Linked DNA regions of Homo sapiens: regions 2, 3 and 4 are each linked to region 1. Evidence: chromatin contacts called from ENCODE Hi-C or POLR2A ChIA-PET data. All regions are on one chromosome and are shown on one strand. The core of a region is the stretch at or near the end of the contact, and the rest is flanking DNA. Distances in the headings are between cores, read along the strand shown.

Region 1 (3,489 bases), core at 965-3,464:
CCTAAGAGGTTGTGTGAACCAACTGGCTTGGAACATATTTCTGTTAAATCACTGGAAGAAATTTAGCATTTAGAGTTCAAAGTTGGCACCACTTCACACTGACACTAATAAGAAGCTACTTTATGTCACCATGTCACCTTTCTTTCCTGTTCACTGAACAAGGCTTTAAAATTGTATTTAATGTGTTCATTGGCACATTCTTTCCTGAATTCAGCATTTTTGGAGCATGAAGTGACCAAAATAGTCATTTTTGATTTTGTATAAGTTCTATGATGAATCATTTGATTATTTTTAACTCAATCAGATATTGGGAGCACTGGTGAAAAAAGAACATACAGGAATATCCAAATGACATAGCAGATAATAGGAAAGGTAATGTCTACTATCACCACAATAGCTATTTGATATAAGTTGGGAAATTCATTCATTCATTCATTCATTCATTCAACTGCTGATTAAATGTACACTATGTTCCAGGGATTGTGCTACATGCTGGGGATACTATGATGAACGAGACACCACCTGTTCAGTATGAGGTGCTTTGTCTCTCATCTTTTAAAGGTTCTTATTATTGAGTTTTTAACAACTGCAGATGCCTTTAAACTCATTGATATTCCAAGAAGAATACATCCTGAACTCAACATGATGTTAAAGACTTACTAGAGCCCTGGAGTTTCTTTTGGACTTTAACAGTTCCTAGAAGAGAAATGAATGGGATGGCAGTTTCAGACTTTCCTAAGGAATTCAGAGGTATTAGGCCTATAACTGCTACACCATTCCAACGCTGGCATAATTCCACAGAAAATGACCAGGATATATCAACATAACCTGAGCTTCTCCACATCTGCCCATTTCTAATCCAAGACTCCAACACTGAGATCAAGAAAAACATACCAGATAGCAGTGGTTTCAAACACTTGATGAGTTATATTATTTACTGAGCACCTGCTACATGACTGCTCTCTGATGAATGCTTCATTGAAACTGAATTTACAAATGAGAAATAAAAATGAAAATAATAAAATAGAACTTTGACCTACAACCGGTAGCAACTTGCCCAGGAAACCAACCCCTTATCTGTAATAAACAATCCAGGAAGCCAGCCTGCTATAAGTCAGACTTGCAGGAAACCAGATTGCTATCTCCAGTGACAATCCAGGAAGATAAATGATCATTTCTGTAACAACTGGCCCCAAACTGACAAGACTTAATTACTGACAGCTTCCCTAATTTTGGCCCCACTTCCAAGTTAACACCAACCACAGAAAATCAAAAATACATCCCCTAACCAATCACGCAGGGTGCCCCACCTCTAGCTGGCCTGCTTATAGCTTCCCCATGCAACAGCCTCCAATCAGGGCAGAGCTGAAGCCTTCCCGTTTTCCACTATAATGCTTTCCCACTCTCCTGCGTGCCTTTGAGTCTCTGCTAAAATGTTAAGTGATGGTGGCTGACTCCCTTGCTGTAGCAAGCTTGGAACAACTAGCCTTTCTTTTTCTCATTTGGTAGATTTTCATTTAGTTCCACATAACTATTATACCCATTTTTACAGATAAGGGGATTTATAAAGATTAGCTTTTAAATGGGCCACACAAGAAGCAGAGCAAGAGTTGGAACCTGATCTCCCTCATTCCAAAGTTATCCTATTAACTAGTATCCAAATGTAGAAAAGAAAAGAGAGGTTTTTCCTTTACTGTCCTCTGCCATACCTACTCTGTCATTTTGAGTACTTTCCTCTTTCCTTGAAAGAAAGTGACTCTAATATCGGCCTGCAGGCCTGCTGGTTTTGCAGACAAATGCAATTCAGATACACTGGTAAGAGTTTAAGGCGATACTGAGGATGATAATGGCAATCCTACTTCTGTATTTCTTTACCATAGGTTGAATATATGAACAGTTGGGAGCCCAGCAGGTGGTGAGACTTGAGTTGCTCCTGGGGAAACAGTTCTCTGTACTGTCACTGTGTCACAGGACCACAGTGCTGCTCACTTCTGCTGCTTCCCAGTGACTCAATTAGGGAATTGCACTTAGTAAGTGTGGGCGTTTATGTAACTTGAAAGCATTTCAACATAACATGCCAGCTTGAGAACACAGGATTTCAGCACAAGCTTATTCACTGAGAGGACTGGGTAAACTCCCTAGTATAATGCTGTTCAGAGGTCAAAAAGAGAAGTGGATTAACAATAATTTTTTTAAAGAAGCTTTTTGTCTTCATTACTACACCTTATTTGTCATTTTGAGTCACCCAGTTCTAAATGGAGTGAAGCCAAGGGAAAGGCCTCAAATACATAAACTTCCTTTCTAGCTCCTCAGAAGTCTTGAAGTCGTGTGTCACACTGGTGTGACTCCTTCGGTGTAAAGTGGCGTGCTGAGCATTAACACGGATGTTTGCAAACATTTGAGGCAAGGCCTATGCTCTGTGTTCAGACTTAGCACCAGGAGAAGCCCACATTGCTCCCACATTTGCCATCCTCAGCTGTCACAGAATACATGGGCTGAGGTGATTTCTCTGTAGAGACTCTAGTGAGGAAAGGGGGGATTTGTTCACAGCTTCGATGCACGCACCCAGGGGGTGCTACACCCATCAGCAATTCTCTCTGGAATCAACAATTCCCTGGAGCATCTGAGGTGCTCCTGCCTCCTCGGAAATGAAAAGCAGGAAAAACGGCAAGCAACCCAAGTCCTGCTGCTGGAATAGGCAACAGGAAACAGGAGACTTTTCGTTTTGAAGGTGTTTGCCCTGCTTTTTATTTCAAATATTGATCTGGGAAAGGAAGGGAGATTTTACATTTCATACGTCTTTTAAAAAGAACTCAGCATCAAAGGAAACATTGAGAACATTGTCAGGTTGTGATAAAGTCTGCAAAAAACACCTCAGTGTGAGAGAATAAAAAAAGAAATAAGAGAATTAGCTGGAGAGATAAGAGGAAGGAGAGGGAGAACAAACTCATTTTTTTTCCTGCAGAGAAGGGAAAAATACTGAGTAGTATATACACACTAAAACAGAAACCATGATGTACAGAATAACTAGATCAATCTAAATAAATAAAGAAGATCAATCTAAATTTACAGAAATTCCTCTTTCACTTTCTTGAGAAAGTCTTTCCAGATTTCCATCAGATACAAAATAGAAAGCCACAGCAATATTAGAAGAAGAAAAAAAAAGATGAAGTGGAGACATGTATACATACACATTTTGGCATATGTGTACATACATACAAAAGCATCCACACATTATATTTGTACACACACATACATTATATGTGTAGCATGTGCATAGCTTAATCTTTCTTTAGTACACATTCAGAGTGGCACTTTCAATACTAGCTTTTAAATACACAATGAGGCCGGGTGCGTGGCTTATGCCTGTAATCCCAGCACTTTGGGAGGCTGAGGTGGGTGGATCACTTGAGGTCAGAAGTTCGAGACCAGCCTGGTCAACATGGTGAAACCCCGTCTCTACTAAAAATACAAAAACTAGCTGGATGT
Region 2 (3,472 bases), core at 600-3,099, 180 kb after region 1:
ACACACACACACACACACCCACATATCCCTGTACATATACCAACACATTACAGTAGGTATCCTTGCTGGTGGTAGAATGAAAGAATCAAAAGGTGAAACAATGGAAGAAATAATGAGATAAAGCAGGAAAATAGTCTTCTAGCAAGACAGCATAGGAGTACAATTAAATCAATTTCTGTTTGGATTTGAGTTCCAAAAGAAAAAAAAGGAAATTAAAAAGAGGATGCTGGGTAAATTTATAAATTTCTAGGAGAAATAGAGAACCATGTGCTTGGTGGCTGTGTGACCTGGAAAAATACTCACAGTCTTGTCACAGACTGGTTCAGTGAGGAAGCTGCAGTAACTTCCTCTGAGCACTGGACACTTTAGCTTGCAGTGCCAATCCCGCTGGCACTGACTGTTGGATGCTGCCACCCAGACCTCTGCACTGTTGGCCCAAGAACTTTGTCTTCCTGCTTCAGAGAGAATCCTTTTCAGTTACTTACTACCTCCCAGTTCAGAGTCAGGGATGAGAGTTACCAGTTTAATGGTGCCCATGTCATGTGTCCATAAAAGAAATGGCAGATATCCACCATGGACCCCAAAACATTGAAGTCAAGTTTTCAAAAACAAGTAGACATTCAAACATGAAATGGATGCTGATTGAGTATTAGAATTAGAACAAGAAAAGGAGATGTCTTTTACTACCCTCTTTGCAGATGAAGTTAATGTGAATGATGATGAACAGACTTTCCTCAGAAGACTGTTTCTTCTTGTGATTTCCAGAGGGATATATTGATGTGGGGGATAAATATGAAATGAAGAGTGGGCTTGTGAACCTGTGCCATCACCAAACTTTGTTAAACACCATAATCGTTTGTGATTTAGTCTTAGGGATAAACAAAGTCATATTAAGGCATGCTTAGCTCCCTTCATAATATATCATGAAATAAGCATTTTAAAATTAAGTATAAACTGGCATTTCAATTTTGTCATACCAGCTACTGTGCCCATGTGTCCTGCAATGTATATAAATTATGTAATTTAGGAGTATGGGACCCCAATATAAAGAGATAAATGAAAGGGTACACTAGGAACATGGACAGGCAGGAAAGATGGTGAAAGAAACAAGTGTCGTGCAAGGATTTACCTAGAGAAAAGAAGGTGAAGGAGAAGAATAGTATTGGAAAAGGATAGTTTTAAAGTCTAATTGGAATTATCCAGTAGCTTATTGGACTTACATCTCACATTTTCTACCTTCTATTATTTTATAGCCACTATATAATTTTTATTCTCTCTGTAAAGGAGGCCTAGAAAAGAGAAAGATGTGACTCTCAAAATAATAAAATGTTTGCTATCGCTATAAAACTTTTTAATGGAATAGGAGATTTGATTTAAACATGATTTAAAATGGCTAGCAGCTTTTATTAAAATAAATTGTAAATTGTCCTAGTTCCTCATTGTCTTTTCCTCTTTTGTTCTTATGACATATTTAACTACTATTATTCTTCATAGAATGAGTCATAGATGAGTCATCTTCATTGAAATGAGAGTGTTCTGTGTCTTGGCATCTGTGTGTGTCTGTGTGTGTGCACATGCGCATGTGTGAAAACAAGTGTGTGTGTAAATCAGCCAGGGTCTTGGCAAAAACCAGAGTTCATTCATAGAACTCAAATGAAGAGACTTCAATAGTATAAGGGGAAGCAGGCTTAAGAGGACAAACAAGGCACAATTTGTCACTTAGACTAGTAACAATGAGAAGCAATTGTTTCTTTGGGAACAGAGGAGGACATAGAGTGACCAGATCCCAGTGGGAGTTGTGATTGGAAGGGACACAGCTGCCACCAGAGATAATAGTGCCAAGCAGAGAGAGGTCAGGAAAGAAATGTCCCAACATTTTTCTTCTTCTGCCTTCCAATCCCCTGCTGGCCCATCTGCTTGTCAAATCCAACTGGAAGTCAGCCATTAGGGAGTTCTCAAAGTGCAATTCATTAAGAGCAGCCTACTTAATACAGAGAGGGGAAGAAAAGAGTGGAGAATGGATCTAAGTGAGGAAATAGATAGAGACTGGCACATTCCATTGCTTTGTCCACAAAGCATCTATTCTTGCCCATTATTTAGAAGATGAAGATGTTGTCATTCCTAACACCAAGGAGACACAAAATCCCTACCAGATAGTGATGGAATGATGTCAGTCACACATTAACTTCAACTGGAACTTAAATTGTAGCATTCTCCCCCATCACACAAACCTCTCACACAAAGTATCAGGGAGAGGGGAGAAAAATAATCAATCAACACAAAATATGCATAATGACTACAGTTTCTAGAACTGTATCCTGTTATTAGACCAAGGCTTATCATCATATTTTTTTCTTCCATCATCCATTCAACATTTCCCTTATACTCTGCTTATATATTCCACTTAGGCAGAGGTCTTTATCAGGTAGGCAACAGATTTCATTTCTGAAAAATCTGTTATCATAGTCCTGTCTCTATTGAGTTGCTGCAATTTCCTATTGAGAAATGGCTTACATGCAGGTGGCTTAAATTGGGAAGTGATCAAAGGAAGCAGTAATGAGAAACAAGGGAAGAAAAACAGGGAAGAGATGAAGCCATTACAGGGTAGGGGGTGCATTGTCAAGTTGGCTATGCTATGGGTGACTGGTACTCAGTTCTGCAGGTCCATCTGAGGAGCCTTTAGAATTGCATCTTAGAACTGGCTTTTCAGGGTATGAAAAGCTAAGAATGTATTATTTGACTCTTTTGCCAGTCTGTCAAAGCATTTTCTCATATGTGTTAATTTCCATAGGTTAGATGTGAAAAAGTACTGAGTAGATTCCCATAGGTGACCCATGCTGTGTGTCAAAGACACACAGGACAGGAAGCAAAAGATACACAGCAAAGGAATGAGCTGAGGTGCTGGCAAATTTGCAGTTGCATAAAGCTAGTCTGTGACTTGTGGAAATAGCCACAGTAGCAGTGGCTGGAGTTAAGGGTGGAGCTGTGCGGAAAAGAGGTAGGATACAAGATATATCTGATGCGTTACATAATATAATGCAAACACCAAGTGTGGAAGTAATAATGACTAACAAGGTTGAGAGTGGAGTCCAGAAAACCATGGAAGAGACATTTAACTTGAATATAATTTTGAAATACGATTATCAGTCTTGGAGGGGGCGGGCATTTTAGAGGGGCCAGTATGTGCAAAGGCCCATGTAGTATGCAAAAACTAAATCAAAGTGCTGGTTTTCTCAGCATCCCAGATCTACCTGTTCTTTTTTATTTCATGATCTTTTAATTGTATGTTAAGATATTTGAAAAGTGAGCATATCCTCAGATGATGTGATTTTATCATCCATTTCCTGATCTATACAAAAAGCACATTAGACCATGTAACCTCTCAGGCCTTTTCTGGCTCCTCAGTCTTATGCTTTCTGCACATTATCTTGAACATATTGACAGCATGATACATAGGCAGGTAAAATGAGTA
Region 3 (3,747 bases), core at 773-3,272, 140 kb after region 1:
ATCTTAACTTGAAATTATGTTTGTGTATGTGTGTGTGTGTGTGTGAATTTGTGTGTAAATGTGATCAAAACTGCATTTATACACCCATGGTTTTGAAATACTTGATCTCTTGGAAAATGATGTAACAATTTTTCTTATTCCATGAATGAGATATATAGAGGCGTATAATCTAAAAGAGCAGTTCATTTTAAAATCAATATACTCAGAATATACTTAAATACCGGGCTATTAAATTCTTTTTTCCATGGATGTTTCACATCTGGAACTTCCTGTAACAAAATAGAAATGCTTACTAAACAATCTAGCCCTCTTTTGCTTATACATTAGATCTTTGGCATGAGATCAGGGAAGATCTGGGTGTGAGGCTTCAGACTTCAGATCTTGAGGATGGCTGAGATTGTGTGGTCCTATTGCCCTTTCTATTATTTTACACTTTGTGATTTTTCCCCCTCTTGAAGGTTGATTTTTTTTATTTCTTGACAGATAAAGAAGAAGATAAGTAAACACTTCAGTTCTAAGAATTACTTTTATTTAACATAAATCAGGAGTTACTCATGTTAACAAGCTTAGAAGGTTATTTAGCAGGTTCCTTGGCAACAAACCTTTCAATGCATTTTAAAGTAATATCATAAATTCCATACTTGCTTGTTGAATGAATGAATTGAAATTGAAGTCAGGTAGGTTAATGTCAATAGGCATAATTTGGCCTCAACATCTACAAAGAGCTTAAAACAGCAGGGTTTTATTTTAAAAATTGCTTTCCTGTCTTTTAAGTAACCACAACAGTTCTATTATGGGCAGCCTTCTACCTGAGGAAACTGACACACTGAAGCAAGTGACTTAGTGAGACCAAAAAATAAATGAACAGTGTGAGGTCTGCAAAAGGGGAGACAGTGGCATTAGATCACACTTCATTGTAAAAATAATTGGAGGGAGAAATAATTCTGTATCTTACAAGACATGACTGTTTTGTTCTTTACCAGACTACTTCGAATTGAAACAGGAAGCCTGTTGTATTGAGATCTATGTCTTGGCAACTATGAGCAAAGCCATGGGTGTGAAATAAAACATGGGCATTTTCAATTCACATTTTTCTTAAAAAGTCATGATGCAATTGAAGGTTTTTAGTAACACTGATTCACTGCCTCGATCAACATGTTTCCTAACTCCTGGTTCTATTTTGAGACTAGATGGAACATTAATACACTTAACACGATTCTTTTAGGATCTGTCCCACCTACAGCAAACTGTTCAGGAGCTGAAAACACAAAAGAACCTTGGTAATGTCTCAGGAATTGCAGACCTCAAACTAGGCTCAGGTGAGAAGTGGAGCCACTGCGCTTCCCTCTTTCTACTCCTTGGTTTTCTTGGTAGCAAACCAAAAGCACCTAAAGTGATACATGGTAATGGAGAACCATCCAAAGGTAGGGCTAATAACTCGATCATTCTCCTAGCTCTCAGCACTGGCCTTCTTTCTTCATCATCCAAGATCTATACATAGTTAAAAGTGAGTGAGGTCTATCCTGCCTTTGAAGAACCCATAGTCTAGTGGGAGATGCTGACATTAGTATTATTACTGTAATATAGTGTCATAAATAAAATTCTAGGGGATATTCTGCTAGTGCAGAGGGGAAAGCATCAACCAATGAAGTGTAGAGGGCAAGGGAATGTTTGGTAAGAGAAGGATTCTTGGAGACAAATAGGAAATGTTTCCCTGATGGAAAGAGGCTTTGGTGTAGTGTGGGGAAGAACCATGCATGCAGAAAACAATAGCTTGTGTGATTCAGAAACAAGGTAAAAGACTGTGGAGTGTGTGTGAGGAGGCACAAGATGTTCCCTATGGTGACAATGTAAATGTGGGAAGGGGGAACTGAGGGATGTGAAGCAGGGGCCTGCACAGAGAGGCTCTTGGATGCTGTGCTAAGGATCTTAGATCTTATTCTGTAGAACATGGAGAAGCCTCGAAATGTGTGAGGCAGGAAATGACATGAGTAGGTTTCATTTTCGATAAACCGCAGTGGTAGCTGTGCATGGGATAAACTTGAGAGGAACAACCCTGAAAGCAAGAAACCGGTTAGAAATTTGGAGATATTGGTGATAATCACTGAGTTTCAGTTTCAATTTCATAACACTCATAAGAAAATATTGCAATGAGACAGCGTAAGGCATGGGGTTTGAAGCCAGAGGGCCTGGGTTTGAATTTGCCTGTGTTACTCCAGGCAAATCATTAAAGTCCAAGACTCATGTGTAGAGTCTTCCTTCATGTGTAGAATGGGAATAAAAATAAAGCTGTCTTATCAGTTAGTATGAAAATTAACAAGATGATCAATGCAAATTGCATAGCACAGTGCTTGGTATTATATAGCCCTTGATAAATATTAACCACTATCATCACATAATAAACAGCAAAATAAAGAAATGTAGTAAGAAATATCAATGAAATTTCTGAAAAATATAACCACTCATTCCAATCTAATACTGTAAAAAAATGATCGTTTTTATTCCAGCAAGGACTCAGGAAAAAAACCTATCAAAATGAAAACAGCAAAGGGAACTTAGTTGTTTTCTGCAAAAGAAATCCTGCCCTTGTTGACATGTACCCTGGTTTCCAAAATGCAAAGTTGTATAGTTTTCATGACCTTGTGTTAAGTTACACATAGGGAAAATGCAAAGTAGGTATCATTATTTCTGCAGTGTGTTAACTGATGATAAAAAATATTTGATGTAGTCAGTAGCTACAGATCCTATCAGTACTTGAAAGGCTTCACTGCCCAGAGTTGATGAATAAAACCGCAGTTCTTTTTGGCTGGCTTCATAAGATCTCACAGTATCTTTCCTTGACTGGCTGATGACAATGGAATGAAGTACAGGTGTGAGTTTCATTGTATTCAACCTATTTTTAACGTATTTAGTAGTTTTCTTTTTCTATCATTTTGATGTATTTAAATTTTGTAATTTTATTTGTTTGTTTTATATTTAAAAATTGATTTATTTGCAAATGTTTCAAAATATGGGAGTTTAAAACAACATTTAAAAACCCCCTCCACTTTACTACTCTATATTCTTCTACCCAACCTAGTGGTCTGTCCTAACCTTGAAGATGAGACCTGAGCAATTATAGGCTTCTTGATAGAATCAATCCCTTAGTCATTCTAAAGATGACTACGATTACAGGGCAAATTTTACCAGGAAGCACTTCTATTATTATTATGAAGATAACAGTTCTCTTTATCTTTAGCTCATCTGCAGTCTATTTGTAAACTATGCATTTAGCCAAAAGCACATAAAAATTGTTTCAAGGGAAAATACTCATTTTTATAAGCTAGTAGACTAAAACGATTTAAATCCATAGAAGAAGTAGAAAATAACTAGTCAGAAAAGACTTTTTATTTTTTGTGGGGAATTTTTGGATATCACGACAAATATAGTAGAAAACACTATTTTTTTTAATGAAGTGCCAAACACCAAACTATAAAACTCCCAGCAGACAGCAGAAAAACAGGTAGATTAACTACGGTTTGGCCATGAATTCTTAGATACTGCATGAAAAACACAATCCATTAAAGAAGAAATTAGTATACTAGATTTTTTAAATTAAAAACTGCTTTACATAGATAATGTTAAGAGAATAAAGCAAGCCACAGACTGGGGGAAAACCTTTGAAAAATACACATCTAGAAGAACTGGTATTCAAAATATGCAAAGAATTCTTAAAACTCAAAGGTAAGAAAGCAAACAACCCAATTA
Region 4 (3,558 bases), core at 92-2,591, 190 kb before region 1:
GAAGTGAAATATTACTATGGCATTTGCAAATTTAGAGAAGTCCTAAAGATCTTAGGTCACATCTCTTGAATATCAAGTGTCAATTCACACACCTCTAGACTGAAGATAATAATACCTGTATCTTATGATTGTGAAACCTAAATAAGATCATGTATGAAATAGGAGTGACAAAAATAAATTGAAATGTAGACGTGGTGTGACTTAATGGATTTACAGTTTGTGATTTAAGGTCAAATAATTCAGGCTGTTTGCTTTTGAAGTGGGGGTCCGTTTTTCCAAACAGAAGTCATTTAAACATAAGTAAGGATCTGTGGATACCAAGAAGCAATGATAGGAATTAATAAAGTATGCTACAGTTTAGGTTTTAATGACCTACTTGTAGACATTCCAATTAGATTCAAGTAACTTCTCTTTTTGATTATTGTATATTTTTTCTCTTTGTCTCAAGGATGTCCAGTATTGGATTTGATTCCAGTGACTTCTGTTGAGATCACATCTCTTGATTATCCTAACAGTTAACTCAACATGCTGAATTACACTTGGACTTTTTATTCCACAACAGTAAATAAAATGAAGGCCATGATTAAAGACTTTATAACAGAAGAATCTTTGAACTGTGATTGGGATTATATAATATTTATGATAGACCATATCAGCAATCAATTCTACTTTGTAAATTTATCTTTCTTAAATGGCCTACACTAACTGGCACCAAGTATTTATATAATGAATATACATGTAAAACATGACCTACATTGGCCTTGGGAACAATAGCATTTGTTGTCAGTGATTTCTCATCAGATCCTTCATTAGAATCCTATAGCATTATTGAGCACAGTTGGATGAGTATGAGATCACACTCACTGGATCTTTATTCCTTCCCAATCCTGGCTTGTCTTGACTTTTTAGTACAAAAATTCCTATCTCATTTAACCATTAGTTGGCACTCTTGGTTTTGTCCAGATGCCATATGTTTTAAAGGATTTTATTTCCTAAATGGCATTTTTAGATGGTAACTTTTTTGAAAATGTATTTACTCAGTGTTACCAGTATCAGGTTTTATACTCATAATATAGATGGCCCTTTTTAGACCTCAGATAAATTAAAGTGGAGAAAAGTTCCATTAGCCAGAATAATCTTTACCGATGAGTGGTGCTGAGGACTAAGAAATTAATGGTTGGAGGTGCTGGGAGTCAAACTCAGGGCCTTGTACATGAGAGGCACCTGTCTACCAGTGAGCTACACTCACTTACCAAGCTTGAATAATCTTTAGAAATGTATTGGTCACATAGTGTCTGTCATGCTTGAGCATTTGGCAGTATTCCATCATGAGACTGACTCATAGAGGGAAACTTTTTGAAACATTTTGTAATTGAGTATTGCATCAACTTCTCTAGTTTCCTCTTAGTTCTGCCACTTAGGACACCATTAAAATCCATTTATTGCACAGGTCAAGAGGAGGATTTTGATGCTTTCTTTTTCCAGGGACCTTGACCCCTCCTATGATAGTTCCAGATTTATAACACCATTAAGTTCAGAATTTTGCTTTGAAGTTCCAAAGTTGCCTAACTTTCCTATCAGTAAGTATGGCTCTTATTAGATTATAAAGCAATTGGGGTATGGAGGAGGGGAAGATTTATAAGTTCAAGCTATTGGTTTTCCTTAAGATGAACCATGGGTCTCCATAGCACCATACTCTTCAACCCTAATTCCTGTCAATACCCTTTCACCAAAGACCCTAGAAATGTACCTGTAGTTGAACAAATTGCATTTTGCACTCATTGCAGAGAGGGAGTATACACACCATGGAAAACCATGGGGTATCTCAGTAAGAAGGTGTTAGAAAAACCTATAATAGAGGTAGAGCTTTGGGTAATTTTGGAGAGGGTCTAAGGAAATGGACTTTGTTCTGAATTGGTTTCTGTCAGGAAGTAGAGCAATTTTACGATGGCTATCTCAGTCAAAAGGAGGCCTGGCTAGAGTAAGGATAAAACTGTAACTGGTAAAGCAGTAGCAGTTCCTCATTTTAGCCAAGAGAGGGAGGAGAGTGGTATTTTGGTGGTTGCACACAGCCGTTTTTTGTCTTACCTTATCATAGACTAGCACCGCCCTGTCTGCTGTTGATGTCCTGTGAGACAGTGTATGTCCAACAGGAAAATAACATGGTCCAGCTGCGAGCATCAGACCAGGTTCTCTGTATGTCAGGGACTGCTTTTCTCTTTCTCACTCTTTAATATTCTCCAAACTGGTAACATCATTCCTCTTTAAAAGCTCAGATTAATCAAAATTTCAGAGGTGTCAAATGATTACAAATGAGACAACCTGAATTTCTGTAATGAGCCTGTGTAATTCTATATAACAGTGAAGGGATTTGCATTTATTTGTGAGCTCGCACAATTTTACTTCAATGAACCATGCAATTTCTGTAAAGATTTTGGACCTAATGAATATAGACCCCTGTTGCTACTCTCCTGGCTTCCCCGTTAGCTAGGCTATCACCCCATTCAAGCTGCTATAACAAATACCATAGACTGAGTGGTTTCCAAACAACAAATATTTATTTCTCACAGTATGGAGGCTGAGAAGTCCAGGATCCAGGTGCCAGCAGATTTGGTGCCTGCTAAGGGCTCACTTTCTGGTTCTTAGGCACAGCCCATTCTCACTGGGTCCTCACATGGAGGAAGAGGCCTCTAACCAAGCACATTCTGTCTCAAGTTTCACGTCCTCAATCATTCAAATGCTACCTTACCTGAGACCTCCTCTATCATACAATCTAAATAGCCTTCCTTAACCTTTTCTTCTAGGGATTGATCATGGCCTGATGGAGTATTATCTTTCATTCATTTATAATTTGTCTCTTCTACCAGAATTAAAATTTCCTGGCAACAGAACTTTGTCTCTTTTGTTCTTGCTGTATCCTCAATGTCTAAAGCACTGCTTGACAGAAAATATTTGATTTTTAAAAGAAAAAGTGGAAAAAATGGCCCTGAATGAGGGAAGAGCTTGGTAACTTAGGGAACTGTCAGAGGTCAGAGTGACTAGAGAGAGATTGAGCAAGGACAGACTAGAATGAAGTGGGGTGGTGGAGCAGAGAGGCTTTCTCCAATTGTGCAGCTCAGGCTATGATAGTGACTTTGGATTTTATTCCAGTTCAATAGGAGGTCATCATAAGTTTTGACAGGGGAGTAATTTGAAGGCTGATCTGGAGTGACAAAGTGAATTGTGTCTATAGTTATGAGGCTCTTGTCTACACCTGCACTGTCCAATCCATGTTGCTATTTAAATGTAAATTAGTTAAAATGAAGTAAAATGTGACAATACCAACATTTCAAGTGCTCAGTAGCTACATGTAGCGAGTGACTACCATATTGGACAGCAAAGATATAGAAAGCTCCATCATTGCAGAAAGTTCTATTGCACTGTTTTAGACAATAGATGATGTTGCTTTAGAGGAGGATAACAATAATGGAATGCGAGTGAAGTAGACAGATCTGGAGATAGAATGGAGAGGATTTCCTGATGGATTGAATATGGAATTCAGTATGCAAATCAAGAATG

The links. A loop is a pair of places that touch in the nucleus more often than their neighbours do. ChIA-PET counts read pairs that join two places held with the same protein, here RNA polymerase II (POLR2A). Pooled maps may share reads with other maps.
Region 2: a loop to region 1 is called in a pooled map, with 2.2 times the contacts of the local background. The contact joins two enhancer-like sites. A Hi-C loop is called at or near these places in 1 of 168 maps with a recorded cell type or tissue (PC-3) and 5 of 50 pooled maps. POLR2A ChIA-PET finds 5 or more read pairs at or near these places in 2 of 52 experiments (CD4-positive, alpha-beta T cell and PC-3).
Region 3: a pooled map shows a loop between it and region 1 (9-fold over the local background). The contact joins two enhancer-like sites. A Hi-C loop is called at or near these places in 16 of 37 single-sample maps with no recorded cell type and 14 of 50 pooled maps.
Region 4: a loop to region 1 is called in a map of CD14-positive monocyte, with 4 times the contacts of the local background. The contact joins two enhancer-like sites. A Hi-C loop is called at or near these places in 3 of 168 maps with a recorded cell type or tissue (CD14-positive monocyte and PC-3), 1 of 37 single-sample maps with no recorded cell type and 5 of 50 pooled maps.

The regions. Positions count from the first base shown.
Region 1 is chr12:29,240,961-29,244,449 of GRCh38, reverse strand. The region is part of intron 1 of FAR2 (fatty acyl-CoA reductase 2); the gene reads right to left. Among named protein-coding and RNA genes, the nearest start is that of FAR2-AS1, 75 kb to the left of the region's middle. Within about 2 kb of position 2,214, at least 19 of the 41 ENCODE cell types and tissues checked have a DNase peak (open chromatin) inside an H3K27ac peak, as active enhancers do; they include CD14-positive monocyte, where a contact is called at or near this core.
Region 2 is chr12:29,064,493-29,067,964 of GRCh38, reverse strand. No RefSeq gene overlaps it. Among named protein-coding and RNA genes, the nearest start is that of FAR2, 83 kb to the left of the region's middle. Within about 2 kb of position 1,849, at least 2 of the 41 ENCODE cell types and tissues checked have a DNase peak (open chromatin) inside an H3K27ac peak, as active enhancers do.
Region 3 is chr12:29,101,971-29,105,717 of GRCh38, reverse strand. No RefSeq gene overlaps it. Among named protein-coding and RNA genes, the nearest start is that of FAR2, 45 kb to the left of the region's middle. Within about 2 kb of position 2,022, at least 5 of the 41 ENCODE cell types and tissues checked have a DNase peak (open chromatin) inside an H3K27ac peak, as active enhancers do.
Region 4 is chr12:29,426,659-29,430,216 of GRCh38, reverse strand. All of the region lies in intron 1 of OVCH1-AS1 (OVCH1 antisense RNA 1), which reads right to left. It also overlaps a transcript of OVCH1 not described here. Among named protein-coding and RNA genes, the nearest start is that of OVCH1-AS1, 39 kb to the right of the region's middle. Within about 2 kb of position 1,341, at least 3 of the 41 ENCODE cell types and tissues checked have a DNase peak (open chromatin) inside an H3K27ac peak, as active enhancers do; they include CD14-positive monocyte, where a contact is called at or near this core.